Regions from separate parts of the Mus musculus genome. Here region 1 is linked to region 2. Evidence: chromatin loops called from intact Hi-C (ENCODE). Cell type or tissue: left cerebral cortex. All regions are shown on one strand. Each heading gives the region's core, and the rest is flanking DNA. Links, peaks and the distances in the headings are about the cores only.

Region 1 (5,382 bases), core at 257-5,256, 1.5 Mb after region 2:
GTGACTGAATGTCCCGCAGGGTTTCCCTGGTAAGTTGACGCTGCAGGAACCACATAATCAACTGAGCATCCTTTCCCTTAACAAACCTCGGTCCCCTAACAGCACTGCTGCCTCTCTCTCCTCTGGGGTTTTTCCAATAAGTTTTGTGTGGCTGCAACTATCTCATCAATATGCACATCCCTACCTATAAAGCTTCTGTCTCCAAACAGAAACCTCTGGGTGTCCTCTGGGGCAGAAACCACCTCCCCTGAGGGAAGCAAAATCAAAGGTGGAGAGGGGCAAACACCGGTGCCTCTGGTTCTCGCATCACCTAGAGCTAGCCAGTTGCAAGCCTGAAAGTCCATACTAGCAGCAGGCTCCTGGGTTTGCTCAGGACCCTTGTCCTGCTAGAGGGGCCAGATAAGCTCAAGTAGGCTGTAGTGCAAATTTGAGACTCCAGAGGAGCCTCTCATCACCCACTCTTACTTTGAAGCCCTGATTTTCTAACTCTTTCTTGACTTCTCTTTGGGGTAGGTAGAACATGAAGGTAGCCTAGGGGTAACAGGCCTGACTTGGGGGGGTGGTGTTGGGGGGACGGAGAGGGCAGGAGTTGCTGAAGGTGGGGCTGGAGATAGCCATGAAAAGAGAGCTCTTTAGGCAACTGCAACCCCAGCATGCCTTCCTTGTTCTAAGGACCAGGACCACTTCCTCTGAAGCAGGAGACAGCCAGTGACTGGGACTAGGGTTGAGAAGCAGTCCCTAAGCACTCCAGGTCGCTGCAGCACCTTTTAAGAACAGCTCAAAGGGACCATAAGCTGGGCCAGAACTCAGTGTCACCTGGGAGTTGGAACTCATATGTGTGTGCGTGTGTGTGTGTGTGTGTGTGTGTGTGTGTGTGTGTGTGTGTGGTGTTCACCCCAGACCAAGCGAGCTCCACTAGACAGTAATCAGGGTCACAGGGGTACCACCAGCAGCCAGGGTCCCTGGGAAGCAAGGCTGAAGGGACGATCTTGGCTGCAAGCTGGGAAACTTGATAAGAAACACACCAGCTGTCTCTCAGGCAGGACGTACTCCCCACCACCACCACCCTGAACTGTCCGATGCGCACGACTACAGCCTATGGATTCACCCATCCTCACCCTCCGCACCCTGCAAAATTCCCTCCCGAGCCCCAGGATCCCAGGCAGGATGTTACCTCTTGCAGAGGCTGAGTAGGGGGCGATAGCAGCGGCAGACACTTTTCAGGATGACTTTCCTGCGTTCTCCAGTGAAAGCGTGTGCGCCCAAGCAGAAGCTGTAACCTGCTATTTATAGCGGCGAGCTCAGCACCCGGGGCTGGGAACCCGGAGGATGGTAGCGTGCAGGGCGCGGGCCGAGCCTCCCCGCTCCCCGCTCCCTGCTCTGGGCTGGCAGCTCACGCTCCGCCCGCCGCCCCGCAGCGCGCGCCCGGGAGAAGTTGCTCCTCGCCCGCAGCTCACACGCCCCCTGGCACTGTCGCCACGTCCCCACCCCCAACGCCCTGCCTCTCTTCCTCCTCGTCTTAGGCTCACTCCCTCGGAGCGGTCTCCTCCCAATGTCACCAACCAGCCACCAAAGAGGAACAGCAGCAGTCTCGCAACTGGTGCAGCTCGCCTCCCTGCCACAGATGGAGTTGGTGGCCCGACCGCACAGCTCGAAATGACCACAACACGCTGCTTCTGTTTACTGACACCCACCACTCAGACTCTGCTGTCTCTGGGGTCAGCTGCCAATCCTGGGGTGCGGGATCACAGGGGCGAAGCGCGCGGGGCGGGGGGGGGGGGGGGCAAGGCAATCACAATGCGACCCGGACAGGAGAAGAGACTGCAGAAGGCGGAAATGTAAAAGGATGTGAGAAGGTAGCTCAGACTAGTCCCCACTGACTGTCCCTGGGAGGAGGATTGGGCGTTAGAGGAGTGTGAAGCGCTGTCCCACGTTCTGGTGACTTCTGCGTGTCACGGTCCTGAGAACTGCTTCTCCCTTGCCAGTGTTTTCCCCTAGACCCAGACTGAGCAGACCTGGGCACAGGGGCAGCCCACAGCCACTCCCCACCTTGCAGAGTGCCTAAGTGTTCCCAACCACCAGGCTCATGCCTTTGACAGCCTGGTTGTGTGGAGACAATCCGCCCTCGGTGTGTTTGAGGTGTCAGAAAATTTTGGTGTGTAATCACGCTGTCTGGAAAGAGACTGAAACTCCCCCACTTCCTCGCGAACAAACCCGAGGGGTGAGGGGTAGTCTGGATAGTCCGGCCTGTGGGGGTGGGGCAAATGACTCTCTCCATCTGCGCCTTACAGGTGCCACCTGGCGGCTTTCCTAGAGAGGTTTTGTCCACTCTGCTCAGAGGTAATTCTTCTCAGAGCTTACCCACAAAGGCACACTAGTCCTTTTTCTTCCTTGCAACCCTTTAAACTGGCACTCTAAATAAAGTAAAAACGCGTGTACACAAGTGTGACATTTGTCACACAAAGAGCCTGGAATCTTAAAGTCAGTGAAATCAATTTGGGTTAAGGCAGTGCTTAACAGTATTACAGTATTACAAAATGGGAAGCTGTGTCTGCCCCCAGCTGTCACCCCTGCTGTCACTGCCTGAATCGAGACATCCATTTACTTCCCAAGTATTTGCTACTAGATATTATCTTTGTTGATGAGGGCAGGGAGTTTGATGGTTTAAATTTATGTGTGTGGGGGCGGGGTGCTAGTGGTGGTGTGAGGGTGTCTTTGGTTGGTTCCGTTGGTTGATTGGGTTGGTTGGTTGGTTGGTTGGTTGGTTGGTTTGGGTTGGTTGGTGGCTGAGTTGGTTAGTGGGTGGGTAATTGAGTGGGTGGGTGGATTGGTTAGGTTGCTTGTTTGATAGGTTGGTTGAGTTGGTTAAGTTGGTTGGTTAGCTGGTTTGGATGGTTAGTTTGGTTAGTTGATTGGTTTGGTTGGTTGCTTGGTTTGGCTGGTTGGTAAGTTGTTAGGATTGATTCCTTTGGTCAGTTAGCTAGCTTGAATGATTAGTTTGTTTGGCTAGTGGGTTAGTTTAGTTGGTTGGGTTGGTTAGTTGGCTGATAGGTTGGTTGAATTAGTTCTGTTGGTCGGTTGTCTGGTTTGGTTGGTTAGTTCATTTGATTAGTTTGTTAGTTGGTTAGTTCATTGGTTGGTTGATTGATTGGTTGGTTTGGTTGGCTAGTTGACTGGTTTAGTTGATTGATTGGTTTGGGTTGGCTAGTTGCTTGGTTGGATTTGTTTGGTTGGGTTGGTTAGTTTGGTTTGGTTTGGTTAGATGTTTGCTTAGTTTGGTTTTCAGATACTTTCTTTAGCCTCTACACTCCCAGAGCTTGGAGTAGTATTGAATACACCATGGCTCCAACAAGTGCTTAGAGACTGACTCAAAACCCTGTGGGTTAGAAGCTGGGTTGCCTTCCTCTCACCCTAGTCCCCAAAGTCCTCCCTTGCTTTCTCTCCAATTCATTTCTGTTCTGCTCAGCCATTATGTCATCATAGGTGAACTGAAGGGGGAAAAGTGGGATTTTGAGGACCAACTTGTCCATTAGACCCTGTCACTCTTGAGGTGTTGGCTATGCACCTGTAACATGCAGTTGCCAGCCATCTTCATGCAATCTACTGGAAAAAATGGTGCAGATCATCTGCTGGCAGAAGTTCAGCCCAGAAAAATACACAGAATGGAAGACAATGAAACCGGAGCTCCAGAGCTTCACCTCACTAGGACTTATGCATCTGTTCCCTGGCCTCAGAGGAAAAAAAAATAGTGCAAAAGGAAGATGGAGCTCTTAGACAATGAGGTTAGATGCTGCCATAGAAGCATCAGAATCAGAAAATTGTTCCCTCTAAAATAGAGTTGTCAAGCAGAGTTACTGACTGGACAGGAACACTCAAAGTAAGGCGCCCCTCAAAAGCCCCAGTGTGATTAAAATTCAGACACAGGTCATTCTGACCAATCTCCTTCACAGAAGGATGTGGCATATATATGTAACTCAACTGGAAAGTTTAAAATAAAAGGAGGGGAGTGCTCTATCAGACCTGTGTACCACACAGCATTATAGAGATTTCCATCAGCCTGCTATGTACCTATTTTGGTTATTTGCTGTTACTTCCCCTGCTTAGGTCTGGAAGATGCCAGTGCTTCTGTGGCTTAAATTCATTCAACCTCTGCTTTCACAGCCCTGGAGTTTCAGCCACTTCTGCTGCTGAAATGAAACTCCATTTGCCAGGGAAGGACAGAATAGTTTCTCATTTCCTTTTGATATACCTTTATAGAGTCAAAAGTTAAAGGTGACTCCCAAGAGTTAGCATGCTCTCTAAAGCAATAAAATCAAGCCAGCGGCCATGAGTCTGGTATCACACCTCCTATGCAATAAGGTAGTTTGCTCACTTTCCATACATATATTCATTATCTTTAGAGAGGCCATCTGTGAGCATCTCTACTCTAACAATTTTTTGCCATTCAAAATTTCTTCTGAAATGTGTGGTATGGGACTTTGTCCTTAACCATAATTATCCATTCATGTTTATGATACTCAGCAAAGCAAGTCTTTGGTTTTGCCCATTTTTTTTCTCTTGTATGGAAAAGAAATTCTTTACTCATACCTTTAATCATATCCTGATTATAGTTTACCCTCTCTCTACTCCTCTCAGCTCTTCCCCACTGTATCCACTCCCTTTCTGTCTTTCATTAGGAAAGATAGACTTCTAAGAGACAACCACCAAACATTACAAAATAAAATACAATAAGATGAAGAAAAAACTACCATATCAAACTTGGACACAGCAACCCAACAGAAGGAAAAGAGTCCCAAGAGCAGGTACCAGAGTCAGAGACTCACTCATTATCACAGTAACATGTCCCATAAAAATACTAAGTTAATAGCTATAGTATACATGCAAAAGACCTATTGCAGGCCCTATGCTTGCTGCTTCAGTCTCTGTGAGCTCATGTGTGCCTTACTTGGTTCATTCCAAGGGCCTTTTCTCCTGGTGTCCTCCATGTTCTCTGCCTCTGAGGGAAGGGATTTGATGGAGACCTCCAACGTAGACACTCTCTCTGCATAATGTCTGGCTGTGGCTCTCTGCATTCATTCCCATATGCTGTCAGATGAAGCCTCTCTGATGATGACTGGGTAAGACATTTATCTACAAGTATATCATTAGAAATCATTTTATTGATTTTTTCCAGTAATATTTTAATTTACCCCAGATCTCTTCACTATCTAGTTTTTGGTTCTTGGTCACTTGAACTGTGTTGGGCATGGGTTCCTTTTCGTGAAGTGGGTCACAGATCAGATCACACATTGATAGGCTACTAGGCAGGACAGATTATAGGTCAGGAGTTCTGTGGCTGGATTGGTGTTCATATTTCTCTTTCAGTAGCCTGCAGAGCACTCT
Region 2 (5,382 bases), core at 77-5,076:
TAAAAGGCAGCCTATTTAGGTTGAATGAGGCTTGCTCCAGCGACCCAGTAGGAAACTCTACAAGGGACAGAACAGTGACCCACATTTCCAGAGACAGATGCCTGACACCACAGAGCCCCCAACTCCATAATTCTGTGACGATAAGTCACATAGACAATGTCCCAAGCTTGTGGTATTCTGGCTAAACTCCACCCCCACATTTACCTGAATATAGCCAGGTATGTACCTCCCCATAGTTACCTGGCAACAGCAAGGTAGCCCAGCCCACTATAAAAGGGGCTGCTTGGCCCCTTCTCCCTCTTTAAGTTCTCACCTTTCTTACTCTCATCTGTAGCCCTCTTTCTCTCTTTCCCTCCCCCACCCTCCACATGGCCATGGCCAGCCTCTCTCCCTCTTTCTACCTTCTCTCCTTCTCTCTGCCTTTCTACAACAAAGCTCTAAAACCATAGACTCTCCCTGCTCATCAAGGTCTGCCATGCTAGAACAATGGCATAGGCTTTCCCCTAAAGAACCTCTTCTAACCTCCTGCCAGAAGGCCTTCCTGCGTTCCAGCCACGGACCAGACCAAGGTCTCTCAGCCGCGTGGGAATCAACCAGCACCCCCTCTTTCCCTGCCCTATCCTCCCTTCCACCCTGGCGCTGACCAAGCCTTCCCCGGGGCCCCCATTTTGTTCTTAGCTCTTCTGTGGTGACCAGTGGTGTCTGGGATGCCCGAGAGTGAGAATCTGTTATCTCTGGCCTCTTTGAGGCCCAGAGACCTAGGACTACCCTTTGTCCACCCCCTACCCCCCACCATGGGCTGGGTCCATAGCTTCCCACAGCCAGACACCCACCTGGGGCCATGTGGAAAGCATGTGGCAGTCCTCCACGTCTGTCTGCCCAGAGCACCAGAACTCTCTGGCAGGATGCAGGTTTTCCCCCAATCCCTTTATTCTCCCATGCCCACTGCCCCACACTACCCCCCCTTCTTGTGCCCAACTGTTCTATTGCCCATCTCTATACTGAATCTGTATGTCCTAATAAGAGTCAGGGTATGATTCATGACATGGAGGAAGAAGGTATACGCATAGCACCACATTACCACCCCTTGTTTGCAAATGTACACTCTTACACACAGTTGCTCAAAAGGGCGCTGAGATGCTCAGGGCTCAGGCCAGAGATAAAGCATCTAACATGGGGGTCTGGTTCATCATGGTATGCTACCTCTAAGATAGCACCTATGCTCAGAATTGTACCAACCACCCCATGTCACTCTGTAGCTTCTTGTTAAATAATAGAAATAGCATCTAAAATCTAGACAAGAGACTTCCTAGAGATGCTCCCCACCCCCATAGCCCCCACTCCCCACCCTGACCCCCTGGTGGGGGCTTGCTCCCAGGACTCAATGTGGGTGATCTTAGCCAAGATATCCAACAGTGGGGATATGGAACCTGAAGAGACCACCTCTGGTAGCCAGACAGGGCGCCCAGTGGAGAGATGGGGACACCAATCTACCTACAAAACTTTGGACCCCAAATTGCTCCTGTCTAAAAGAAATTCAGGGACAAAAATGGAACAGAGGCTGAAGGAATAGTCGACCAGTGACTTGGAATCCACCCCATGGTCAGGTATCAATCCATGACACTATTACTGATGCTCTGTTGTGTTTGCAGACAGAAGCCAGGCATGGCTCTCCTCTGAGAGGTTCCACCCAGCAGCCGAGTAAGACAGATGCAGACACCGACAGCCAAGCACTGGATGGAGGTTGAAGACTCTCATGGAAGAACTGGGGGACAGATTGAAGGAACTGAATGGGGTGGCAACTTCACAGGAAGACCAACAGTGTCGACTAACCTGGACCCCTGGGAGCTCTCAGAGACTGAGCCATCAACCAAAGAATGTACAGGGATGGGGGCCACGCACTCATAGGCAAAGGGGGTAGGGGATGAGGGGATGAACTCTGCTGGGGGGACCAGGAGTAGGGCAACATTTAAAATGTAAATAAATAAAATAATTTATTAAAAAAACAAAACAAAACAAAATTTAAAAAGGGGGAATCAATTTATGGCTGTATTTCCCTTCTTCAGTCACTGGAGGTCACTATTTGTTCATAGAGGAAAATGTGTCTTTTCACCAAGCCAAGCTTGATTCAGTTTAAAATTCCAAGGGAAATGACATCAGTAGTTGTGGGGTCACAAGTGTCGATTCCCTAAGGCTTTAGGAATTATAACTTTGCACTGCTTATCCTTTAGTGGATGAAACATTAACACAATCAATTCCTAACTAACTTTTAGCTGACATTTTGTTTATTTGTCAAGAAACGACCCTCCCCCCCCCCTCGGCCAAATAAACCAGTGTAGAGATGGTGGGGTTATATTTTATTAATGAATGCTTTTTTCCCAGAATTGCCTGCCCCATCACTCTCTTCCTCAGGAAGGAAGGAAGGAAAGAATTCATCCTTTCTACCTAGACCTTCACACACAGGCAAGCTGAAACCTCACCATTAGTTAGCTCTTCTTTTCTGTTAACAGTAGAATCAATGATCTGCAATGAAGTTGCCAAATTGATATGCCTTAGAACAGATATAACAAGAGATATTTCTCGAAGAAGAAATTCCTCAGCAAAGTCAGTTTAAAACATTCTGCAATCCACAGCAAGAGACTCTTTTTGAGTCCTTTGGCCAGAGGCCAGAGGTTACAGTAGGAGCTAGATAAGGAGAACTAGTCAAAACTCCTCTCAGGTCTCCTCAGCTGCTTTGGGTTATTCAGCTAACTGTGAGGGTATTGTCCAACATACTTTTATGTGTACACCAAAATGAGAATTTCAAATAGCCATCACATATGAAATAATATTTTATGTTTGATATTACTCACAATCATTAAAAGTCTAAAGCTTGGTCACCTCCCGAGTCCTGTATATCCCTCATGGTTGCCACCAAATGGTCAGATAAGGCTATAGTTGTGGACCTCTTGGCTCTCTGTCATTACCTGTTTTGGCTTTTTAAATGTAGTTTCTGTTGGGTTGACTGGACTCTAAGGTTCCAATGTGGAACACAGGGAAAACAGAGGCTTTCAAACTGGGCCTCAACCTGACTGCCTTCTTGTTGACAGAGGGCAAGAGAAACACGAGCCATTAGATCTCCTTGGATGTGGAGTTCAAAGGATACAGGCTCCAGACAGTGCCTCTTTGGAACTCTATACCTCTGCCTGCCAAATGATTCGATGCCAATTATGATGCAATGGTATGACGGGAAAGTTATTTAAGTCTTTACTTTAAAGGGCTTTGACATACTGCTCTTCAGACTGTCTTCCCATATAGACTACACTTTCCCATGTGCCACTTGAGGGTAGGTCACCCTCCAACATCAGGTCATCTGGACCTGAGCATTACATCAGGCTGGGGCTGGGTCTAACAGAGACTGAAAGTGTGTCTTTCATGTGATGTGCCGTTTTCAACCATGTGACCCTGAGAGTCAGCATGATGTCATCACTGTACCTGGTCAATGCATATCTGTATGACAGTAAGCCTTCCCAACAGGATGGCTTTGCAAAATGAAAGTGTAATGAATGTAGACCCTGGCATACCAACACCCTTTACATATGAAAGTATAGCTCATGTTTGCTTTCTTTAAATACATTCATGAGCCATTTTCTATAAAATTGTTCTCAAATTATCATGTACCAAACTACACATATACATACATACATACATACATACATACATATATATATATATATATATACATATATATATATATATATGTTTATACATATATTACAGGATAGCGAGACAAAATAAAATGAACTGAAAGACACATATTCTTTGACCATGAGTTCCTGCTCTATTTTTCTTCTTTCATCTATATTTTGATGTTTGGGGAGAAGTTAATTACAAACATAAAGGTTTTATTTATTAAGTCAAATTGTATATAAGCATAGGTACCATCCATGTATATTCTAGTTAGCGTTAGCTGTCAACAGGACACTGCCTAGAGTCGCCTGCTAGGAAAGCTTTGGTTGAGAAATTGCCTGTAGGGGATTGTTCTGGTTGACAATTGAAGCAGGAAGGCCCAGCCCACTATGGGCAATACCTTTCCCTCAGCAGATGGTCCTGTACTATGTAAGAAAGCTAGATAATGTAGCTTGGTGTTCTTGTGGGAATCCTAACAGTGAGCAGGGGCTGTCCCTGACTCTTGCCTCCTTGTGGGACCTTTTCCCCCTACTGGATTGCCTTGCCCAGCCTTGATGTAGTGATATGTGCCTGGTCTTATTGTAGCTTGTTACACTGGGTTTGGTCCATGTCCCCAGGAGGCCTGCTCTTTTCTGATGGGAGGCTGGGGGTAGGGGCTTTACCCTTTGGACTCCACATCCAACGAGACCTGATGGCTCCTGTTTCTCTTGCCCTCTGTTAAAAAGGCAGTCAGGTCCAGGCCCAGTTTGAAAACCTCAGTGCTCCCTGTGTTCCACATTGAAGCCTTAGTCTCCAGTCAACTCAACAGAAACTATGTGAAAAATCAAAGAAAGTAATGACACATTCTCAAGGAATTAATAAACATATTATTGAAAATTTAAGAATACAATAAAATTAGAAAGATTTAAAAAAGAAAAGAAAGCTAGATAGGCATCCCTTCCAGGCCCCCAACAAGGTCACTGCTGACTGTCTTTGGCTGTGGGTGAGGTCCTCGGTCAGAGGTAATGCTCTATGAAATAGCAAGTGGTCCTGCCCTGCAGGTTCTACCTTTTTTCAGTGATGGGATGTGATCTGGAACTGTGAAATGAGATGAACTGTTGTCTTCCCTTAGTTGCTTTAGATCAGGATATATGTCACAGTGCAGAAACAAAATGAGAACAGTGCATAAACTGTGTATGCATGCACATGAGCTCATACATGTGTGTGCATGTACATGCCTATGTATGCATGTGCATGTATTCATGTGAGTGCATGTGTGTATGTATGTGTGTGCATGTGTGCACGCGAGTGTGCATGTATGTGCATGCCTGCACATGTGTGTCTGTGAGTACATGTGTTTGTGCACTGTGTGCATGGGTGTGTGTGGGGGGCACTCGTGTGCATGTATGAATAGGAGTGCTCGTGTGTGTGTGTGTGTGTGTGTGTGTGTGTGTGTGTGTGTGTGTGTGTGCGTGTGTATAGCCCTGCTCTACTTGTCTTACTGCAGGCTTTTCTTCCCCTACTGTAACGAATACTATTTCTGAGATTATTTGTTGACTGCAGCAGCAGAGTTTGCTCATTGTCTCTGTCCTCTGCCTCAGTTTCTATGCTGTTCTAGCTCAGCTGAATCATGTGACAACCATTGCCAGTCGGACTTGGTATAGGGTGTGTGGCTCCTGGGCCAAAGCTGGTGTTTCCTTTGTCTTTAGTGTCCTGTTCAGATTTGAATGTGGA

Evidence for each region. Peaks named below come from ENCODE experiments on the same cell type or tissue, not always from the same donor. Only the 100,000 strongest peaks of a DNase experiment are listed, where the experiment ranks them.
Region 1: it touches region 2 in a loop (3-fold over the local background); 10 of 42 quality-filtered maps call a loop at or near these places.

The regions. Positions count from the first base shown.
Region 1 is chr8:81,338,590-81,343,971 of GRCm38, reverse strand. Gm51582 reads left to right here and starts at 1,319. Exons shown (of 2, transcript XM_030243908.1): 1 at 1,319-1,718. The coding sequence starts at 1,330. Inpp4b (inositol polyphosphate-4-phosphatase, type II) reads right to left here and starts at 1,410. Exons shown (of 25, transcript NM_001024617.3): 1 at 1,175-1,410. In left cerebral cortex, for the core only: a CTCF peak has its summit at 2,312 (motif pointing left); DNase peaks (open chromatin) are centred at 1,449 and 2,185; H3K4me3 peaks cover 1,453 bases; H3K27ac peaks cover 912 bases.
Region 2 is chr8:82,838,445-82,843,826 of GRCm38, reverse strand. No RefSeq gene overlaps it. Among named protein-coding and RNA genes, the nearest start is that of Gm31545, 3.6 kb to the right of the region's middle. In left cerebral cortex, for the core only: a CTCF peak has its summit at 2,069; a DNase peak (open chromatin) is centred at 2,125.